Linked DNA regions of Mus musculus: region 1 is linked to region 2. A link is a loop called in an ENCODE intact Hi-C map of the cell type or tissue named here. Cell type or tissue: left cerebral cortex. All regions are shown on one strand. Each heading gives the region's core, and the rest is flanking DNA. Links, peaks and the distances in the headings are about the cores only. Region 1 overlaps Unc5d (unc-5 netrin receptor D). Region 2 overlaps Unc5d (unc-5 netrin receptor D).

Region 1 (11,559 bases), core at 1,117-9,116, 230 kb after region 2:
TTCTTTAAGGACTTGTAACTCTTTAGCAGTGTTCTCCTGTATTTCTTTAAGTGATTTATTAAAGTCCTTCTTGATGTCCTCTACCATCATCATGAGATATGCTTTTAAATCTAGGTCTAGGTTCTCAGGTGTGTTGGGGTTCCCTGGACTGGGCGAAGTGGGTGTGCTGGGTTCTGGTGATGGTGAGTGGTCTTGGTTCCTGTTAGTAAGATTCCTCCGTTTACCTTTCGCCATCTGGTAATCTCTGGAGTTAGTAGTTATAGTTGACTCTGTTTAGAGATTGTTCTTCTGGTGATTCTGTTACCGTCTCTCAGCAGACCTGGGAGACAGATTCTCTCCTCTGAGTTTCAGTGCTCAGAGCACTCTCTGCTGGCAAGCTCTCTTACAGGGAAGGTGCGCAGATATCTTGTATTTGGACCTCCTCCTGGCCGAAGAAGAAGGCCCAAAACAGGACCTTTCTCAGACACTGTGTTGCTTTGGCAGTTCCCAGGTGGTACAGACTCTCACCTAAGCAGACTAAATTCCTAAGTTCCTTGGAGTCCCGGGACCAAGATGGCGACCGCTGCTGCTGTGGCTTAGGTCGCCTCCCCAGCCGGGCGGGCACCTGTCCTCCGGTCCGGAAGGTGGCCGGCTGTCCCCGGCCCACACAGGGTGCTGCCTCAGCGCCTCTGTGCTTCTGCCTGTTCCAGAAGCTGTCAGGTTCTCTGGCGCACCCTCTCACCTGTTCAGACTAATTTCCTAAGTTCGGCGGGTCCCGGACCAAGATGGCGACCGCTGCTGCTGTGGCTTAGGCCGCCTCCCCAGCTGGGTGGGCACCTGTCCTCCGGTCCGGAAGGTGGCCGGCTGTCCCCGGCCCACACAGGGTGCTGCCTCAGCGCCTCTGTGCTTCTGCCTGTTCCAGAGGCTGTCAGGTTCTCTGGGTAATAGTTTTCTATTAAATTCTTCTCATAATTACTTAAGTATCATAAAATATACTTAAGTAAGGGCAGTGAAGGGAGACATGGTACTATATTAAAGAATTCCACAAGTCTGAATCTAATATATATATATATATATATATATATATATATATATATATATATATATATATGTGTGTGTGTGTGTGTGTGTGTGTGTGTGTGTGTGTGTGTGTGTGTGTATAATACTAGAATTAAATAATTCCTGTTGCCAGTGAACCCACAGATCTAGCTATCTGCATGGGTTTGTGGTAACTTTTGTAAAGAAGCTTGCTATAAGATCAGTTGTATAAACATTCAGGACATATAGTTGACTTGTACAGTTATATATGTTTCTTTGCTTTTGTAGCAATTTTCAAGTGAATTCCTACTTACTAAGAATATACTTACTTCAGAATATACTTCCACAGGGTAGGTTGGCTTTAGCCCTATTCCATATTTCCTTATCATATGGAAGCATGCAACCTGGGTAAGCAAGTACAAAAATACCTAATGATGTGAATCTCAGAACACTTCCCATGGTTCAGTGGGGCAAGATCATAGAGATATAAACACAGAAAGAGTGGCAACAGTAAGCTGTATCAGTGTTAACCTGAAGACTCTCAGTACATGGCTGAAGGAAATTCTAGGCACTATGATGTAACCTCAGTTAAGGTCTACCATTATGTCAAACATTTGCTTGAGTTGTGCCTTCATGTTGGCCTTGCTCTCCATTTAGCTTGATGACCTAGAACCTCTGTTCACCTTCAGAGTGCTGGGATTATAGGATGTTTGTGGAGTGCAGAGGTTCAAATGTAGGATCTCCTGAATGCTAAGTAAGCACTCTACCAATGAACTGACTCCACTTACTCTTGATATCATCGTTTAATTTGTAAGCAACCTGTCTGCCATCTTACCTAGATATCTAACGTAAGTATATAGTCTCAAATGTCACTGTCAGATGTATGTCCTTTTCTTCTCCATGTATAGTGCACGAGGCGATTCTATAGCAGGAACATTGCTCCACCATTGGTCATGTCTGGTTCCAGGCTCTAGAGTCATTTGTCACCTTAATACTTAGACCTTAATACCTAGATGCTGCTGCTGGCTTTATAGTAAAAACAGCACTCTTTAAATCCTGTATGATAGAATTTGAGGGTATCCATAGGCTTCCAAGGCCAGTTATTTCACTTAAAAAAAAAACCCAATTACTACATATATGGCCTGAGTTTTCAGAGTTGGCTCACAGGTGTTATGCTCCATATAATTTCACATGCTTCAAAAGACTGATTTTCCTGGTCCAAACTTTTATCTTTTAAACACCAAACTTTGCTCACTGTACACTAGGGCTCAGAAAGCATGCTCCCAGATCTGCTTCTGTAAGTCTCCATGGCACATCTGTGCAAACATGACACTCATTAGCACTGGGCTTGACAAGCAAACAGCATTTGCATGGTTTCAGGTAGATACAACTGCACCCCACAGTGTGCAGCCTCGCTACTGGACTGCAGCTGTACTTTAGCAAACATACATTCCTTGACTAGATGATTTTATGCAGCTTACAATATGATTACGAAACTAAGCCTCTCACATCCTTCAGTAGTATCTTATATCTTATAGATTAATGTATGGTTATGGGAAATGATTGATCTTTAGAAGAAAGCTAGCTTATTGCCTTTCTTAACTTTAGGGGACATTTTGCTGTAAAAAGAGAAATTAAGGCTTTAAACTTGTGTGCATTTCATACAAGGTATTGAAGACTGTTTCCCACAATGTAGGAGTATGTGGACAGAGAATATTGGACCAGAGCAGACAGTGTAAACAGTTGAGGTCACATATGTAATACATGGTGTAACATGATTGTAATGTTTCATCTCTTCTATTCCCTTTTGGCCTCTGCTTACTGCACTGCTGACAGTATGCAGTCATCTCCAGATAAGGGAAGCCAAAGATGACTCTTCCATGTTCTTATTAGCCATAGACTCACAAGAAAGTCAGACAGCTGGACATCATCACAATGAACAATGAACAGATGCCTTTTTCTGAAGAGGAGTTAAGCTTTACATGAATAGCATTGCTGTTCAAGACGTACCCACTACAAAGGTGACAATAAGATCTGCTTGTGACTTGGAAGTCAAAACAGTGAAGGTAATAACGGTGGAACCTTGAGGCAGTTCAAAAATATAAAAAGATAGATGGGAGGTGGTGGCTCATGCCTTTAATCCCAGCACTTGGGAGGCAGTGGCAGGAGGATTTCTGAGTTCGAGGCCATCCTGTTCTATAGAGTGAGTTCCAAGACAGCCAGGGCTACACAGAGAAACCCTGTCTCGAAAAAAGAAAAAAAAAAACTATATCTATCTATCTCTCTGTATCTATCTACATATAGAATGAATTCACAGGTAATTTCAAAATAATTGTGATTACAAATATCATGATAACAGTCCTAAAAAAATTCTGTGGGAAGACAGAAATGGAAACTTGAATCCATAAAATTTGGAAGCTGGATACCAGAGTAGGCTCTTGGATGTCCAAATTAGTCTAAGAGGCTGTTGAGGTCAGTGGGGTGAACAGATTTGTTATGCTGGTGTCTATGTATAAGGCAACAAGTAGGATAATCCTTCAATAGGGGCATAACGTACGAATAAAGAGTCAGAGACAGGGAGATGGACCTATGCATGTTCTCTGGGACAATAATGAACACAGGCAAAGTACAGACAGGGAAAGCAGCCTATACCTCTGAGCCTAAGAATTTATACCCAAGCATCTAAGACAGTGGTTCTTAACCCTCCTAATGCAGTTCCTTATGTTGTCGTGACCCCCCAACCATAAAATCACTTTCCTTGATCCTTTATGAATGAAATTTTGGTAATGTTATAAATCACAATATAAATATCTGTGTTCACTGAAGGTCTTAGGTGACCCATCTGAAAAGGTCACTTGACCCCCCACAAAGAGGCTGTGAACCACAGGTTGAGAATCTAAGTGGTGCTCATTCACTCACTCACTCACTCACTCACTCACTCACTCACTCACTCACTCAGGTGGAGCGCAGCACACCTGTAAGGACGTCATGGGGCAAGGCAGGCAAAAGAGGTTACTCCTGAAAATTTTACAGTATACGAACATTTATTTATCCCCATATTTAATGTTGCTAGCAGGAGGCAGAGGCCCCAGCAGTTCCCAGCATATGAAATTATTTACTGAAGCCAGGAAGCTGCGCTGCACAATAGAGACAACTGAATAGTTTTTTTTTTCTTTTCTGATTTTTCAAAAGGAAACCACCTCCAAAAGAAAAATAAAATAATCCTGTTTCACTCCAGCATGCAAGTATAGAGCACCCTGTGGCTGTAAATGAGATTTTTCTAATTTCTTCATTCCTTGCCACAATTGCATAGATATTTTAGAAGCATCTCAAATAAACATCATATTTACATTTTATTCAGCATGTCTCAAATTATGCCCCTTTTTAAAAAAAAATCAACAAAATAGTGATTTCCTACTGTGTATTCTTCCAAATGTCCAACTTGCTAGAACAGGCTCAATTATAGGACAGGGATAGTTCCTTCTCAGTACAAAATTAGGTAAAGTAGCCAAGTGTCAAGAAGGGTTTCCTTGACTAAGAGTTTAATGCTACAGGCACAACACCTTATAAGCAGATGAAGGAGAGAAAGAAAAACAGAGAATAAAAGAGAGGGCTAAGCTGCCAAATGTTCACCCATGAAAATAAACAACTAGGAATGATTGAGTATTCCTGGTTTTGACAATAGTCCAGCAGCAGATGCCACAGCACGACGTATCTTCCAGCCCAAGTGAAGCAGACGGATGAGGGAGGGCCTGTGGGAGTTGTTCCCTGGAGACAGGCTTCTGCCAGCTTGGTGGGGGTCAATGTAGGCTGCTTTTATTTACCTATTTTTACCTTCCTAAACTCACTTTGGTAACTAGGTCTCTGCTATTTCCAGCCCCCTGTAGTTGGTGGCCAGCCAATTTCTCCCTGTTCATGCCTTAGTGTGATTAAGGGGGATCTTAGTGAAGGCGGATGACAAGCACACTGGCTCCCAATAAGAAGCGTACACACAGTAGAACTTGACCATGAGGCGGTTCAGGTTCACAACTGACTTAGAAATGAAAGAGGAAAACAACTGCCATTTCCCTCAAGAAAGTACTCAAATGCACATAAAGGTTTCTATTTTGATTCTCCCGTTTCTATTTAACAGAGGGCAACTCACAGGGCTTAGCAGTAAGAATACGCAAGGGAATACAATGGGCAGACAGATGGGGCTCTGTTCCACTTTGGTAATGGCTAGATGACCTTCCCCTTCAGTCACGGTCTTTATCTTTTGGCAACACGTTGAACAAAGCAGGCATAGGAAATCCTAAATGGGGCAAATAGAAATGCCTCAAATAATATTACATAAATTCTCAGGACTGGAGGTACAGGGCGTTCATCAACTAGCAGCTCTCACATTCAGGAAGCTCAATAGAAATTCTCAATTAGAGACCCAATACTAGGCTTCCTGAATTATTTGAACTGAATCTTCAGCATTAGATGAGGACCATGCTGATTGCTGATTGACATGATGGTGCACGGTGGAGTTATGGAAATCTTGTTCCTAGGCAAGATATCCCAATGATATCTGCTTACAGACTCACAAAATCCTTAACCATATTATACAATCACATAGTAGATAGCAAACTAAATAATAAATAATATAAGCATAAATAATTTACAACATTTATCATATTTCCATAGTCTAATCCAGAGTATCATAGAAGACAGTGCTCGGTATCTGTAACTTTTACCTCCAATAGGGTCCACTCTGAGGAACAGATGAATCATAAAAAATAACAGGAGATTTTTCTCAGTGTTGCTTCCTCTTAAAAATCAAACCATCTCTAAGCAGCAGCATCCAGAGAACCTCCTGGTGTTTCGTAGAGATTAGTAACCCTGATCACATCAAGAGGCTCCTGTCAATATGTCCCCCAGCTCGACGTCCCAGTTGCCTTGGCGCTTTTGCCCAATGCAATTTAAAAAATTTTAAATCCTTAATGGCTCATTGGCTCAATGCAGGAAGCATAAGGGGCTCAGATGCTGAAACAGAACGGTTTATTGAATTCTATAAAGATGACAGTAAATTGTAAAGTCCCTTCGGATGATGGTCCTCACGTTCATAAACTGCATTTATCTACCAATGATTATTTAGCACATTAAGATGCCTCTATTACTTAAAAAACAATCTTAAAAAGAAGAAACATTGTAACAATTATATCTAATTTGCCTATTCATTTATTCAGAATGAGGACTATCCTCATGTGCAATGTGCTATTCGTTAGGAAGTACTTACACGCAAAAGTCAGAACTCTTTTCTCTCAGTCTAATAAAAATAGAAAATCATTTTAAACATGTTTTTCCTGCAAGCGAATAAAACATCCAAGTAAGATCCTGAAGGCACCCCCACATACACTTTTGATGCCATTACACTAGTTAAATTTCAATTTACATTTTAATACACATTGGTCCCCAAGTCAAATGCAATATTTAATGACAAATCATGTCTTGGCTTGCATAAATAATTTTAAATAAATTAAAGAGCCTCTAACTTGCTACATGGGAAGAAATTAAAAATATGTTGGAAACACTATTAGAGAACTCATTAAGTGAATTGTATAATACGGGCTATAATGATATTCTAACATTTTTGCTTGAAAAAATATTTATATACAAATGAGCTTATCATATGAAAAGTACAGTTCCTTTAAAATCTTTAGAGAGAATCACAAGATTATTATCAGAAAAGGATCTCAGACGTCTATGAAGGTCAAATGATTAAAGGGAAAGTGACATAATGAAAAATTCCTTTTCCATTATTAATATTTCCTAATCTCTTATTTTATCATGCAGAGAGGGTCAGCACAGTAGAGGCAAACCTAGAAGACTCAGTCAGTAAGCATCAGTGAAGACCAGCCCATGAAACAGTGCAGGAGAGGATCAGGTATGCCACAGGGCATCAGGTCATAGCTGGAGAGTATTCACTGGTGTTGTTAGGTTACATAATTAGTACTCGGGTATATCAGCAATGCTCAGAACAGCTCCAGGAAATAGGTACGGTTTCACATATGGAGATATTAAGACCGAGGAAAATGAGCTATGCTTTCCACCTGTACAAAACTAAGGCGATGCAGAACAGAAATGGAAATGGAGCAGGGATGTGAAGTCTAGGCTCTTCTCTCCTGTCCCGCTACACATGCAAATTAGCAGACTGCACTAGTGGATGGGGTGTGTCAGAAAGGCAAAGCTGACATGTGTGGCAACCATGCATTTGAAAGGACAAAGTGTGTGGAGTATAGTCCACGTGATGAGAGATGAGAACAGGTGGGTGTGAACCAATCTCTGATGGGCTTTGTGAACCAAACATGAGGTTCTGATAGACACATGGCAATCAGGACAACTGAGGGAGACAACCAAAGAGATGGACACAGACTGGGAAACCTGTATTGATAATAGTTCAAAGGATAGGCGACATGGACCTTGGAGAAGGAAGGCTGATGAGTGGGGGTGGGGGTGGGGGTGGAGAATGGAGCTCAGAAGACAGAAATTGAGTGAGCCAGGGTTGAATACTCTCATGCTGTTTCCTCTTCTCTGCTTGAATTGAGCACTACAGATACCCCGCCTTGACTAGGGATCTGGATGGCCTCTGTGAGTCCACATGGGAACACAGAACTGGACTTATTATGGGACAAATGAATGCAAACACACTCCCTCTCCTGGTTGACCTGCTACGTTAACATCATAAAATATTGGTTGGCTAATTTTAATTAACTAAGTAAGTATTGGAAAAAATGTTTCCCAAGGCTCTCACATTGAGTACAGCTTATGAGGTGACCTCTCTTTCCTGGTCTTGGAGGACTCACATGGCGTCCAGGAGAGGCCTCCCAAATCGCCAGTATTATGAAGGTAAAATGCATATTTTAAGAGGGAGATTTTGTTTCTGAAGAAACATAAATGTCTTTGCAAACAGCAATTCACTCCTATTCTTAATCCCTAAGCCACCAACATCTGCTATGGAGAATTCCTCCAGTCCTCAGACAAATCCCTCTTGTCCCATATTCTTTATGACACTCTCAAAAGGCAGGATTTGAATAAAACAACAATAACCATCTCTCCTGCCCCTCCCAGCTTCTTTCTATTGAGTTTTTCCCCCCTTTTTTCTTATAACAGTCCTAGGCGCAAAAAGGAGCAATTTGAGGATCTACAGAGGTGGGCTAATGGGAATGGGTAGGACAGGAGGAGAAGTTTACATATTATAAATCATATTCAGATTATAAAGACATAGATGCTGAAACAGGATAGAGAAATCCTGGACTCCTCAGAAAAGCAATTTTCTTTCTTTCTTTCTTTTTATTTCTCATCATTTTTCAACTATATATTTTTTTAAAAGTTATACTTGGGTCAAACAAATATAGTTTTGAAACCCATTTTCATGATTTAAGGTTAGCAGAGAAAGGACTTAACAGCGGGCTATAAAAACCCTCTAATGTTTTTAATGCCTTATTTTTGCAGATGGGCTGGAAAGTAGAATAAACAGCCATCACTCAGCTCGCCCCATGTAGGCTCCCCGTGAGCCTACATTGATGGGGAGAAGCAGAGTGCATTTGTGTGGGCTTTTTTTTCTCTGGAACACATTTTCCTGGCAGTGTGAAGACATTTGAGCTCTGAACATTCGGGAAGAATCTCTTAGGCAAACTGAGTTGCTTATTATCCTCTGCAGAAAATGTCCAAGCATTTTAAAGGAGAGTTTTAAGAACTAAATTTATTGGAAGTTGGAAAAGTCCATCTTGCTTCCCATTCATCTACATTCTGCAGAAGACCAGGATATATTCACAGAGCTCTTCAGCTGTATTTAATCCATGTTCAGACTCCTAAGACCCCAGGTCGCCTCCAAAGATCATCCCCAAAGGTACTTACAGGCTATGGGCACAGATCACCCCCAAAGGTACTTACAGGCTATGCGCACAGATGCCTTCCTACTCTTGGACGTTCCCAGGTGGCTCCACGCTACACACTGGCACCAGTAGTCCTCTGGCCCATGGAAGTCCTCCACTTGCTGCCTGGTGACATTGATAAACACTTCCCGGACCTTCAAGCCTGATGGGCAGACGGAGAACATTAGGTGAGGCAACTGTACTCCTCAATCACAAAGGTAAGGCCAGCCAAACCTTTTCTTTTTAATTAAACAATTCTGTTTTTAATCAAGGCAAGGTTTTAATTACCGTGACAGTAATATATTACTGCTAATTAAATTCCACTAGCTGAGTAGGCTGTAGAGTGCACACACAAAGTATTATCAACTAATGCAGTGCAGTACAATAGAATAGCATCCCTCTTTCATTGACCTGGTGCCCTCAGGGCTCTCAGTCTGTGTATAAAATGTACTATGAGGAATATGTACCAAAGTTAATGTCTAGAACCTAATCATCTCCATATAGTAAGCCCAAGGGCAGAGTTTTAAGTTGATCTTAGAGTCATCACAGGGTTTTGTAGCCAAGGAAGGGTTACTGTAATGGTGTGGCTTGAAAGAAAAGTATGTGTGTGTATGTATGTGTGTGTGTGCGTGAGAGAGAGAGAGAAAGACGGGGGGTGGGGGGAGAAACAGACCAGGAATTCAAGAAATGGCACAAATAGTGGCATCAAAGTTTGAGAACAAAGTCTAAAGGATACAAAGCAAATGGACAGGACAGAAAGGAAGCAGCCATCTTGATCTATAAGTCTAAGAATCCAGACAGAGGACCAAGGAAAACTCTCAGAGTAGTGCTGTGAGAAGATGGAGCAAGGGTTATAGAAACAGCAGAAAAGAAACACCTGAGCTAGGATAAAGCTGAAGACTTGTAACCTTTCAATGAGATTTTTATGACTCTGCATTGTCCTTCTAATCATTAGGAATAGGCTTGGTACGTGTAACTGTGGAGCTCAAACTCATTCATTCTTCTGGCCAAGGACCACTGGGCTCCTTCTATGCATATGGGAAGGTTGGCTAACCTTCATGGAGTGTCAGGGATGAAAGTGGATATTCCTTCTAGCTCCTTTAGTTACTTAATGACAAGTAAGGTCCCAGTCTCTAGTTCTCATGCCTTTCTGTCCCACAGACACTGGCTGACACTGGCCGCCATTATAAGCATGCTTCTTCAAAGCTTGAACATAGAAGCCCAGCACCACAGTGAGCCCTAGAGATCTTTATTCACTATATGTGCACATCTCCCAAAGATGGGATATGTTTTTCTATCCCCATGATGTAGACAAAAACATCCCATGACTTAGAGAGATGAGAGTCATTCATTCACATCTATGGTTTACAGAGGGAGCATTTTGTGGTTATCCCCTGCTTCTGCCTTATAAATTAATACTGAGGTTATTTTCACAATGAAAAGCTTATCTCTGTGCTCAAATTTTTTGTTCCTGATCATGGAAATAAGTCGAATACGTGAAAGAATTGAAGCAAAATTAAATGCCTAATTTAGATTATTTTCCCTTAAAAATAATAAAGAATTCAGAAGAATCTGCCTTGTCTTGTATCCGGTTTTGTTGTGATTGGTTGTTGTCTTTTGGAGCCTGCTCTTTTCTGAAGGAAAACAGAGGGGAGGGGAGGATGGGACTGGGGGGAGAGGTGAGGTGATAGGGAGCTGGGAGGAGTAAAGGGAGGGGAAACTGCTTAGGATGGGTTGTATGGGAGCAGAATGTACTTTCAAATTGTATTAGAGAAGAATCTATTTCAATTGAAAAAAACAAAACAAAACAAAAAAACAAAAAACAAAAACAAAAGAAAACAAAACAAACAAGGAAACAAACAAAAAAAAGTAGCAGAAAAAAAGCCTGGGGTTGGGGGATGGGGTCATTCCAATTCAAATGAGCCAAAGGCTCTGCAAGGAAGAAGTGGGATACAAGTCTACCTCTTCTGGTGGTAAATAAGAACAGAGGTGAACTAATCACATGGAGAACACCCATGCCACCCAGTCAAAAACGTATTATTCATAATATGTGACGAGAGACTGTTATGGACTCATAAAACATCATGGACAATTTGAGGTAGTCTTCCTAAGTTTGGAGGAGGTACCACACAACACTCATCCTGTTGGTGTTTTTTAACCATCCACATTTCCTCTGATGGAAAGCTCCAATATGTTGAATTCTTCTTTTGTTAAAGATTTGTGTCCTGCAATCTGTGGATTTCTCGAGAGCAAAGAAGTTGAGTGTTAATGCTAAGGAGTGAACTGATATAGGGGAGAGCTTGCCTACATCCTACTCTTCAACTTAAGACAAATGGATAACCAGTTTTGAAGAGGCAAGCAGGGTAGAAAGGATCATACAATACTACAGGTGAGAGGGGGCAGCCACGGTAGTGTGCTGGGGATGCTTACTGAGTCACAACACACATGTCCTTTGTAAAGCAGGCCATCAAACAATATGTTTAGCTGGTGGGGATGTAAATCAGTCCAGCTGCTATGGAAATAACTATGCAGGGCTTCAGGGAAAAAAAAACAGAACTAATATATGATCCAGCTCTACCACTCTTGGGTATATACCTAAGGGAAGTAAACTCAGCATTCAATGGAGCCGACTGTATATTCCTGC
Region 2 (11,559 bases), core at 2,232-10,231:
AAAATCCAAGCTCTTGATTTTTTACCTTTCTATAAATATCCATTTGCCAAATTCTACAACAACAATAATATTGTCATCTCTGTGTATTAGGTTGCTTATACCAAAGTCTCAAAGTCATCATTAGGTTTATTCTCTCTTTCACAACATCTATCTATCCATTTTATAACCTTAACCTTCAGGACACATTGACGACTCCCATCTGATCTCTGCTACTGTAATTACCATCAGTCAGCCTCCCCTGGGGATTTCTACACTAGTACCTCACACATATCGCCCTTCCTTCACTTAGCATGTGCACTAACCACCCTACACCCATGCTAAGGTCATTTCCACACCAGCCGTGTCTACTTGCAGCACACAGCTTAAGTCCCAAGTATATACAAGCACAGATGGTCTGTCTGCCTGTTCTTGTCCAAGCCTATCTTCTTCTTCTTCTTCTTCTTTTTTTTTAAATTAGGTATTTTCCTCGTTTACATTTCCAATGCTATCCCAAAAGTCCCCCATACCCACCCCCACAATCCCTTACCCACCCACTCCCCCTTTTTGGCCCTGACATTCCCCTGTATTGGGGCATATAAAGTTTGCAAGTCCAATGGGCCTCTCTTTGCAGTGATGGCCGACTAGGCCATCTTTTGATACATATGCAGCTAGAGACAAGAGCTCCGGGGTACTGGTTAGTTCATATTGTTGTTCCACCTATAGGGTTGCAGTTCCCTTTAGCTCCTTGGGTACTTTCTCTAGCTCCTCCATTGGGGCCGTGCCTATCTTCTATTCTCAGTCTATCCTCTCACTCCATCTGCACTAATTTCACTACTATTCCTTGGGTTTGTCCATTGTAGAACAGCCACCTCAAGGCGTTGGAGAGACTCTTTCCTCTGCCTTATGTCATCTTCTTACAATTTCTTACTTATCTTGCATAGAGATTTGAAGAGTTTTGACCCCCATAGCCTCATGTGTTTGAATGTTTGGCCCATGGAAAGTGGCACTATTAGAAAGTGTGGTATGTTTGCAGTAGGTATGGCCTTGTGTCATGGGGTAGGTGGGCTTTGAAGTCTCCTAGTGCTCAAGCTCCACCCAGTGTAGTCTTTCAGACCCTCTCCCCAGATGCCTGCAGAAGACAGTCTCCTCCTGGTTGCCTTTGGTTCAAGATGTAGAACTCTCGGCTCCATCAGCATCATGTCTGCCTGCACACTGCCATAATCCCACCAGGATGATAATTGACTGAACCTCTGAAGCTGTAAGCCAGCCTCAATTAAATGTTGTCCTTTAAAGAGCTGCCTTTGTTATGGTATCTCTTCACAGCAATGAAACCCTAAGATATCTTGTTTATCTACTTAGTCAAAAGCTAAGTTAGATCTTGCCTGATATTCCTGTCTTAACATATCATCGGTGCTACACCCTGGAAGCCCTATTCTTCCTCTCAGCCTATTTCTCTTTTCTGGTATTTCTCTTATTCTTTATTTTCTCCTTTTACAGAAACATGAAATACCTGTGAGACAGGGATATTCAGTAAACTGCTGTATTCCCATGGCCTACTATAGTGTACCCTTTCATATTTATTGTGTACATAATAAATATTATTTTAAAATAAGCTTGCAGGCTGAGCAAAGAAGAAAGAAAACAGAAGGCACAATTAAATGGTGAAATGAGTTTCCTTGTTTGCCTAGATTTTAAAGGACATTAGGAGGAAATAACTACAGAGGGCCGTTAGAGCTGAAAATATACACAAAAGCTTGCATACTTTTCATTGGTGGTAAATAGATGGCTCACTTGGCGTTTTTGTATCCTTTTACTTATAAACTTGCCAAGAACATACACACATTGATAATCTTGACTAAAGTGTTTGGAATTTTAGGTTAATGATGTTAGGAGAAGAAATGGTCCTCTGGTCCCGCATATTTTAGCAAAATCATTCAACTCTGGGATAGAAGGAGTGAAGGGGCATGTGGCCATCACTTGGAAGTTTGCGTGAGGATTTCTCACCAGATGGTAAAAATAACTAAATTATGACTTATTTATGCATCAATAGTCAATGTGATATTTTCATTTTACTATAAATGAAAATGCCTTTACTAGAAACAAAAATGCTCTTTCTAACTCAATTCTTGTTCAGGGATATTGATGATGCTGATTTTGAAGATGGGGAAGCCATGTCTCAGAGTATAAGTGATTTATCTGAGACCGAAGCCCAGAGACCAGAGTATCTCATTTGCCTGGGCGGCATTGTATTTATGGCTGGATTTCTACCATTCTCGGGAAGGAAGGGACACACTGGATTTGGCTCCAAGCTTAGTGAGAGCAGGATTATTTGACAAGTTATTTAATTGTTTCTAAAGATGCCTCCAGCCTTTTGGTTTTAAAGTAGTCGTTGTGAGGTTTAGCAAAGTATTGACAACCCCTTGTCAGTTCTAAGGATAAATTCTAATGAGTCATAGGGAAATGCAATCAAACATTCACAGGCAAGAAGCAAAATGCTAACGCTGTTGGTATGGACTTAAATGTTCAGATGTATGAAGTTCAGTGATTTGCAAGAAAATGGGTAACTAGATAAGGAAACAAAATACTGAAAGGAATATGGATTATCTTCAATTAAATAATTCAGAGTGAAAGATGTAGTTTCTCTTTTGTATCTCTTTAGCAAACACTGAAATCTCTGAATTGAATTTTGAGCTGTTACTCAATGTGCTAAGAAGCTGATAAATATCCAAAAAAGGTTAGTAGCCTTTGCTGAGTGATTACATGGTATATTAACATAACTTCATTTTTCTTAGTTTCCCTACTTGTAAACTAGTCCTAGTAATGATGGTGGCTTCATGTGATCACAAGAGGGTTAAAGTTATAAATCCTTGTGAAAGGCCAAACATGTGGAAGGTATTTACACAATCACTGATTGTACTCTGAGAGGAAGACTCATCCTGAAAACACCTCTGTAAATTAGCTTTTCCCCGCATAGCAAAGCACAGAATCACCTCCTATTAACAAAACCATGAAGTCTGGGACATGCTAATCTAAGAAACAGCATAGGCTATACTAATTAAAAGCACAAACATCATGGTAGCCTCTTATGAATGAAATTCTCATTAATATGTTTATGAATGATGTTTTTTGGGGTGCTTTTCCATCTTTATTTTGTCTGAAAAATTCTGACAGGGAAATGAAAACCATGATACAAATTCTCCAACACTTCCTGTAACTTTTATACTAGTTGTGATTTGATTTTGTAACCTTTCATATCAAGGAGTGGATTCTATTTTCCTAAATATGTGTGTGTGTGTGTGTGTGTGTGTGTGTGTGTGTGTGTGTGTGTGTGTGCTGATTTTGTGAGGCCACTGAGAAATACCTGAGTTTCAAAAGACTTGGTGAGCTTGGCTCAGATTATGAAGATCCAAAATGTATTAATAATAATAATAATAATAAATGGTGGCTATTTCCAGCAACAAATAATGAAATTTGTTATACAATGTTATATATAAAGCATCAATAATAAATCATATCTAAATCTTAGTTCAGTGGTAACTTGTGTCATTTCTGTAACATGCAACATATAGTGTTTCTCTCCCTCAATATTCTGTGCTTACCAATTTTGTGGTATATGCTATTTGATGCTATGTGATCTCTTGACTTGAGAGTCAGTGAGTCAATGGACTTTGAGTCAATATTACTCAATATCTTTCAAGGGCATCATTTTTGGATGTCCTGTTTATAATGGAAAAGTCTGGCAGATGATGTGCTCAGCCAGATCTTCATCATTCGGTTTATGCACACATCCAATTTTGGGGTCTTTGGTTATCTGAAAACCAGGAAGCATTCAGCTTCTTGTCAGAGCACTGATTGCATGCCAGAATCCTATATTTTAAATGTTGTTTTAATGATATATATGATTTAAATATGTATTTGTCTCACCAGTGGCCTCTCTAAAGCCATTCAATGGTCACATAATAAATTTTTTTTTCACAGTCAGAACTAGATGAGGACAGCTGGCTAGATTCCCATGTGTGTTTGCCTAGGTACATGTGTGTAAGTGGGTATGTGCAAATGTGTGTGTGTGTGTGTGTGTGTGTGTGTGTGTGTGTGTGTGTAGGCCAGAGGACCTTGGGTGTGGTTCCTCAGTCATCAGCTGGGATAATTACTATTACACCTTTTTTGGGCGGGTCCTGGAAACTGCACTCAGGTTCTCATGCTTGCAAGGCCAACCAAACCATTAACACAGTCCTCATTGTCAGCACTGATCATTTTCTTTGGGCTCATCAAACTCAACAGAATTATCCCTTCTTAAAAGTAATGAATTTCTTGGCAAATGCCATGGATCCAGAGAATAGCAGACTCAATGGCCAAGGTCACACATCCAGAGAATGGCAGGCTCAATTACCATCCAAACCAGTCTGGTGTTAGACTCTTTCAGATAACTATTCTTCAAAGTGTTTCTCGTGTAAGATGGAGATGAACCTTATTTTTCTTTGGAAGTCGCTTGTAGGACTAAGGGTTTTACCCATTTCTTTTTGTTCACTTATCAAACTGTGAAGAATGAAAAATTCTATAATAACTCTCCTCTAAACGAAACAGAAACATTACATATGATGCCTATTATCAAATGCTACATGCTGGAAGTACTAAGTATATTTTTTGAGTGAATGAGTAAGCTTCCATCATAATCAAATCTTCACAATATTGGCTGTACAGGAAAAGCCCACACTAACTGAGTCAATTCAGGAAGGAAATCGCTCCACATACACATGTGTATACACACACACATTGCTTTGACACAAACTCCAAGTTGGCTCTGAAGTAGTGGGCAATCGTCATGCTTCAGTTTTCTAAGACTAAGATTAGAAGTATGTGCGCACACACCTGCCTGCTGCCTGGAAATTTGTATGCAAATGTTGTAATTAATTTTTAATTAATTATAACTTTAACCTTATCTGGATTTATCTTATCTGAATCTCCATGCTATTTGTACCAGTCCTCTAGTTAAAATTTGTTTTGGCCAACTCAGATTAGATTCATTTGTTTTAACTGTGCAGAAAAAAAAAAAAAACCTGAAAATTTGGCTTGGTTTTGCCTTTTTAGCACTAATTTCCCCAGTTTATGTTAGGTGAAACCACCTCCTCTTTTTTTTTTTTTTTTTCTGTAGCTTAGACACTTTAAATCAGCTTTCAATCTCTATCCAAGTCTCACAATCGTCAGAGAGGACCTTTGGAGCAACTTATAGACATAGTGTGAAAACCTGCCCTGTGCCCACCCACCAGTTCCATCAGATGGTGGAGGAGGGAGGATTACATGGTCCAAAATGTTTAGGCATATGTTTCCATTTCCAAGATTCACTGCACACACCACGGTAACCTGTGCATCAGGTTGTGCGGAAGAGAATGGTGCTTCTTTGTATTTTTCGGCCTCACAAATGAAACTAGTATGACAACCAAACCTATTATACTCGCATGAAAATAATATTTTGGTTATTTTTTACTGGCATGTGTGTGTGTGGTGTGTGTGTGTGTGTGAATAGCTTTGGGGAAACTACTGGTTTAAATTTTTTTTATCGTCACAAATTACTTTAAATAAGTTAGAAAATATTTTTGAGTAGACCATGTTATTTCAGCTTAGTTCAACCCTCTAAATTTTCATTATTAAATGCCTGGGTAATTGTCATATTTTAAATACCATTAAAAGAGAATCAGCCAAATGTGGTTGGAATGCCTAACATTATATATATTTTCCTGTTATCTTTTCATAAATATTCTATGTAATGTCTGTTTTTCTATGGCAAGGCAGAGACTATCTTTTTCAAGGTTTTTTTTTTTAATTATGTGTATATATCCACAGCTGTCTGTATATAACCTGTATGTGGGTACCCTTGGCGGGCAGAACAGTGAGTTACACATCCCATAGACCTGGAGTTATAGGCAGTTGTGATTTAATTGTCATGGATGTTGAAAACAGAACTTAGGTCCTCTGGAACATCCTCAAGTACACGTAATCATAGAGACATCTTTCCAGCCTACAGAGTGTGTTCTCTGCTATATAAAAGTAATTTGAGGGATATGAAAAAGGATTTTTAATTATGGTAAGGGTGCGATTCCCTTGGAATTTCTAAACCTATATTCTTAAAAAAGACTACGATTCCCATGGAGTACCTGTGGTGGTTTGAATATAAATGGCCTCCATAGACTCAAATGTATAAATGCTTGGACCATAGGGACTGTTAGGAGGTATGGCCTTAGTAGTTTGTTGGAGGAAGTATGTCACTGGGCTGGGGGTTGTGTTGGGGGTAGACTTTGATGTCTTATAAGCTCAAGTCTCACCAGTATGTTAGTCTCTGTCTGTTGCCTGTGGATCAAGATGTATAACTCTCAACTCCTTCTGCAGCACTATGTCTTCCTGTTTGCCACCATATTTCCCACCACAATGATAATGGACTAAACCTCTGAAACTGTAAGCTAATCCCAATGAAATCTTTTCCTTTATAAGAGTTGCTGCGGTCATGGTATCTTTTCTCAGCAAGAAAACCCTAAGCTGTATCCCTAAGAAAGGGGTGTGTATACACAGACATATGTGTGCAAGTATGTATTTAGGTGGCCTGGAATTCCTTGAAAAAAAATATTTGTTTTTAACATCTCCCAGTGTTTTACTGAGACCAAAGAAAGAAGTGAGTTTCATTACATTTAAAGGATTTGAAAGCTGTCCTCGGGAGAATAGCCTAACACCTGCCAGAATATGATAGAACAGAGTCCTCACTGAGATTTCAAATTCCCACTCATGGATCATATCCTAAAATGTCAAGAAAAGACTCTTTATTCATAAATAACTGGTAAGCAGTAATTTATGCCTGTACATTTATCTCGAAAAGTCAATAACCATCCATTTTGGTTTTTTTGCAAACTCTACATAAAACATCCAAACGGGCCATTTTGTTCAGTACAATATAACATAGCTGTTTGGCATTACCAAATATATATGTATATATATTTATAGATATGTACATGTGCTGAAAAAAGAAGCCGGTGCATCCTTGCTAAGGAGTCCATCCAAGTATTTACTGTACAACATTCAGAATTTACACTGATAATACAAGGCACAAAAAGTGTGGTATGAAGCCAAGGCCATGCTTCGCTTAGACCCTCTCCTGTGGCTTGCTCACTCCTTCAGCTTCATGTCCGAGTTAGTGTTCAGCTCTGCTTAAAATGTTATTTCATATTTTTTTTGGCTTTGAACACATCAAATGAACATTGAGAGTGGTATGGGTTTGAAAAAACTAAATGAATCATTTGAAAGAACACCCCCATGTACCTTCCCAAAATAAACAGAACAAAATGAAATAGGTTTGAAACTCTCCTTTATAGGAGGAGGGAAATATATCACCCATATTTCCAAGTTTGGGCTTAGGAAAATGAGTCAGCACTTCTCTACCTGTCCATGCTGACAATACTTCTAGGTCATGATTTATTGGAGTGTCTGTACCAATCAGACCTGGTTACGAAGAACAGAAATTCTGTTCTTCATGTGGTGTAGAGAAGGAGACAGCCGTTTCCCTGATAGTGGAATTTTGACACTTGGGTATTTCCCTGTTATCGAGAAGTTTTCTATGGGAGCAGGAAGCATCTAGGAGAGGCCCTTGTTGGGGGCTTCTGTTCTCAGCTTTTCTCCCAGGAAGCCCTGGTGGGTGTGTCCTGGTTATTCTCCATCTTTCCACTCCCCATGCTTGGCAACAAAGGAACATTAGAATTGCTGTCTCCACATTTGAGCAGAATGCTTGTGTTTTGGGAAAGGGTCTTGTGGCATGACATTTGGCTTATTCCCTTTAAATATCATGCATTCATCAGAACTCTAGTTGGTTCATTACTGACTAGAAATGTATCCAATTTTAAGGTTATTGTACAACTTTCCCAATTCTGGAATTTCGGTCTGAATCATTTCTTTTCTTTTCTTTCTTCTTCTTTTTTTTTTTTAATGAGTCAGATAAATTTGAAACAAAGGGGCATATTCATTATACCCATGCCTTTAGTGAAAGTATTTGACACATATTTCTATTCCCAAAAAGAAAGTCATTAGCAGGTTCTCTGATATATAATAGAATCAAATGGTGGAACTTTGTGGAAAAAAGATATAACTCCTGCTGAAGTTAATACTGATAAGGGGCAGGGAGCTTAGGCCTGTCGAGGATGCTTCCTGCCTTTTTTTTTTTTTAATCTTTGGGTTCAGATACATGGTTCAGATACATGGTAGGTTCGAAGACATGAAGTTGCAACGTTACTGTCTTAGGCCCACTTCGTGAGGACACCCCAAATCCATGATCTTCACAGCAAAAGGAAAAAAAAAAAGCAATGAGGAGCTGCCTCAAAAACCACAATTATTCTATGCAAGATAAACTTCCTACTTCTGATCACAGTACTACACACTAGTGACTAATAGCCAGGCCTGGCGCCATCCCCTTTGATTCTCAGGGAAAAAAAATTACAGCATATAAATTGCCATTTCAGTTTTGTTGGTGACCCTGTAATGGGGATGTGAGGAGTCCACAGTAGACACTGGCTCTCCTAGAGTTGCTTCTGGAAAAGACACCACATGCTGTCAATACAGCCAAACAGCTTTGTCACCGCAGCTAGTGAAAGAGTTTGGAAAAGAAACACAAAATATGCAACACATCTAAGATTAGTAACAGTTTCACTTTTGTGACATTTGACAAAATACAGTTTTGCTTGTTGTAGTTCAGAAAAACTCTATGCGGACAAAAACAGTGGCAACTATTGAAACGGTGGCCATTCAAGTCTTGGCCCAAAGCATCAATGTTCAAATACAGCTCTATGACAATGAACACCAAAGGGCTAATAAAATGTGGTCACCATCGGTAAGCCCACGCTTTTGTTCTTGCAGGTGCTGTGACTGTCACCTGTAGTCCAGGCTTTGGGAGTTACTAAGTGTTCAGGTTCTGCAATGCTTCATGAGCAATAGAATGAAAATGGGCCGCGCAGTAGGCCAGAGAGGCACGTTTTTCAGCTCCTTCCTCATTTCTGCTGGAATAAAGACCTCAGAGAGTGTTGCCTTAGCATGCCTGATAGCTCTATCATTCAACACATTTACAGAGGCCAGGCAGACCAAGAAACTGAAAATATCTGAAAGGAAAAATCTAAAACAGAAACATATCCAAAGATGTTGTTAACATTCTGAAAGTCACAGGTAAATTCGGTCAAAATGTATAAAACCATTCACGCCATTTTAATTTTCTAGCTTTGCTTTTCATGTTTGATATTTAGAGGGTTTTTTTGTTTGTTTGTTTTTTGTTTGTTTGTTTGTTTGTTTTGTCCAGGAAACAAAATCACTGTAATAAATATTTTACTCCAAAGAGAACCCTGTGTGATTGGACTTAATAGTCCTTCTCATAGCCAAATGAATGAAGAGGAAGAAGAAAAAAAAATACCAGGACCACAGCAGTTGGAGATAAAAATAAGAGAAAAGTTCCTCTCTTTAAAGGAAACTATCTCAATTCCCTTCATCCCTTACAAAAAGGCCAATAAAATTTTGTGGAAGTACATCTGAGTTTTATGAGTCTACCCGCACTGGTGAATGAAGGTAGCATTTAAAACCACAGAACAAGTTTCCTTTTGGATTAAAGAATGCAAATGTAAACTACTCAGACTGTGTATGTGGAGTGGTAGAGACTGTAAATTAACGTAATGCTGCTGTAGTCTAGCAAACCTGTGGATCTCACCATTTTTGTGGCAAAATTTAAACTCATATTTAAAGTATAGATTTAATGTCTCCAAGCACTGAGAAATTTGGCATTGAGTAGGATTGTTTTTGTAAAAAATTTATGTTTTTAAGTATTTAAGGACACTTTTAATTTTTGTTTTATCTTGCACTAGGACAGTGACACTTCCGAATTTAGCGCCCAGAGTAATGTGGAAACCTCTTCCAGGATGGGCATTTGAGCTGTGACAGGTGAAAGTCATGCAAAAGCTTGGGGTCACAGTGAGTCATTGCATGTTCAAGTGTGAGCTAAGCCTTGAGACCTGCAGACCCTCCCTGGACACACACAATCCCTTGGTCTGTAAATCTCACAGACCAGGATTCTCTTTGAAATTTCACTGTAAAATATTATACCACAACCCTGGCATTCAAAGACCACAGAATGTGACATATTTATTTTAAAATCCTGTGTAGCATCCTAGCAGAAATAAGATAGATATAAAGAAGGAAACATAAAAAGTCAAGGGGAACCTCACTGAACCATGGTCTGGGATGTGAGGTGACTCCTGTTGACGCCTCCCTTATTACCTCATGTGATATTATGATCAAGTGCACTTATAAACACAGGCCAAAAAAAAAAAAATCAAACAAACAGAACACAAAACCTGAATCTAATGGGGGCAACTGCAGACACATGGGACCAACCTTCATGCTGTTCCTGCTACCTCACCTTAAAATAACCTACACAGATGCCAGGACAGTTACAATTTTTTATCTGTTTATAATATTATAAAAAAGCTGTTAAAAATCTACAAAGAACGTGTGTAGGTTCACAAAACATATAAACAATTATAAGGCCAATTGGAAGGGAAAGAAGAGAAGTGGATAGGGTAGGAAATGTAAAACAAAAATCTTCCACATAGATGTTAATATAGGATCTCTCTAGAGTGTGTTGCAAATAGTTTGTTACCTAACAAGTGATGCCGATTCTGCCCGCACCCGACCCTACTGTTCATCGTCATCTGGTTTGTAGCTCATCAACCATTTACATCTCTTCTCCCAGAAACTCTATCAGTGATGCCAAGAAGTTCTATATGCCTTTTCTCTTTCTTCTTCACAAGGATGAATAAATAACTTGAGTCTAAGGGAAAATGGTGTTCTCCTGATCCAGATATGGCATTCTGACTAAGTCTGTCAGTTCGAAGATGATTCATTTGTTCAATAGAGTAAGCCTTTCATTCCTGAGCAAAGCAACCCGGGTTCTTTTGATTTGCACACGGCAAAGCCTTTTATGTGATATGGAGGACCTGATATATCACATGCTCGTTAGATAAAAATAGCTAACACATTCAAGAATTCTTCAATGTCTGTTCCAAGGGGTTATAACGTCAACCTGAATTTAGGTATTTCCACTTGGGAAGAGGTTGCGAGCATTTGTTTTCACACAAAGGACCTATAAAAACAATAGCATGTCATGTCCTCATTCCCAAGGATTCTTTTTTGTCCTATTTCTGATCATGCTTTTTCAAACGTAATCATCCTCAAAAAAAAAAAAAGCTAAGTAGCTGCCTGGAAGTTAATGTAGGTGGTTGGCTTGGGTTGTCCTCCTTGTGGGCAGTTACTGAAAACTTCCTCCAGAAGAAGAGTATATCTGTTCATCTTCAGTCTCTCAGAATATTGGTCAAAATGATGTATTCAAATATAAAAGTGTCGTAAAATATAAGATGAAGCTTGTGAATAATCTACAGATTTCAATTCTCTAAAATACTATTGGTGTGTGTGTGTGTGTGTGTGTGTGTGTGTGTGTGTGTGTGTATGTAACTTAAAATGAAAGCTATGAGTTAATACTGTTAAGGAGAAAGTACACATGGTGTGGCT

Evidence for each region. Peaks named below come from ENCODE experiments on the same cell type or tissue, not always from the same donor. Only the 100,000 strongest peaks of a DNase experiment are listed, where the experiment ranks them.
Region 1: a loop joins it to region 2, with 5 times the contacts of the local background. A loop is called at or near these places in 3 of 42 quality-filtered maps.

What each region holds. Positions count from the first base shown.
Region 1 is chr8:28,866,562-28,878,120 of GRCm38, forward strand. It overlaps Unc5d (unc-5 netrin receptor D), which reads right to left. Exons shown (of 18, transcript NM_153135.3): 3 at 8,935-9,078. Among named protein-coding and RNA genes, the nearest start is that of Gm32505, 170 kb to the left of the region's middle. In left cerebral cortex, for the core only: a CTCF peak has its summit at 4,276; DNase peaks (open chromatin) are centred at 4,168, 4,815 and 8,006; H3K27ac peaks cover 2,139 bases.
Region 2 is chr8:28,639,950-28,651,508 of GRCm38, forward strand. It overlaps Unc5d (unc-5 netrin receptor D), which reads right to left. Exons shown (of 18, transcript NM_153135.3): 18 at 6,768-11,559. Among named protein-coding and RNA genes, the nearest start is that of Gm26795, 52 kb to the left of the region's middle. In left cerebral cortex, for the core only: no CTCF peak of the experiment used is centred there; DNase peaks (open chromatin) are centred at 5,265, 6,732, 7,204 and 7,641; H3K27ac peaks cover 1,360 bases.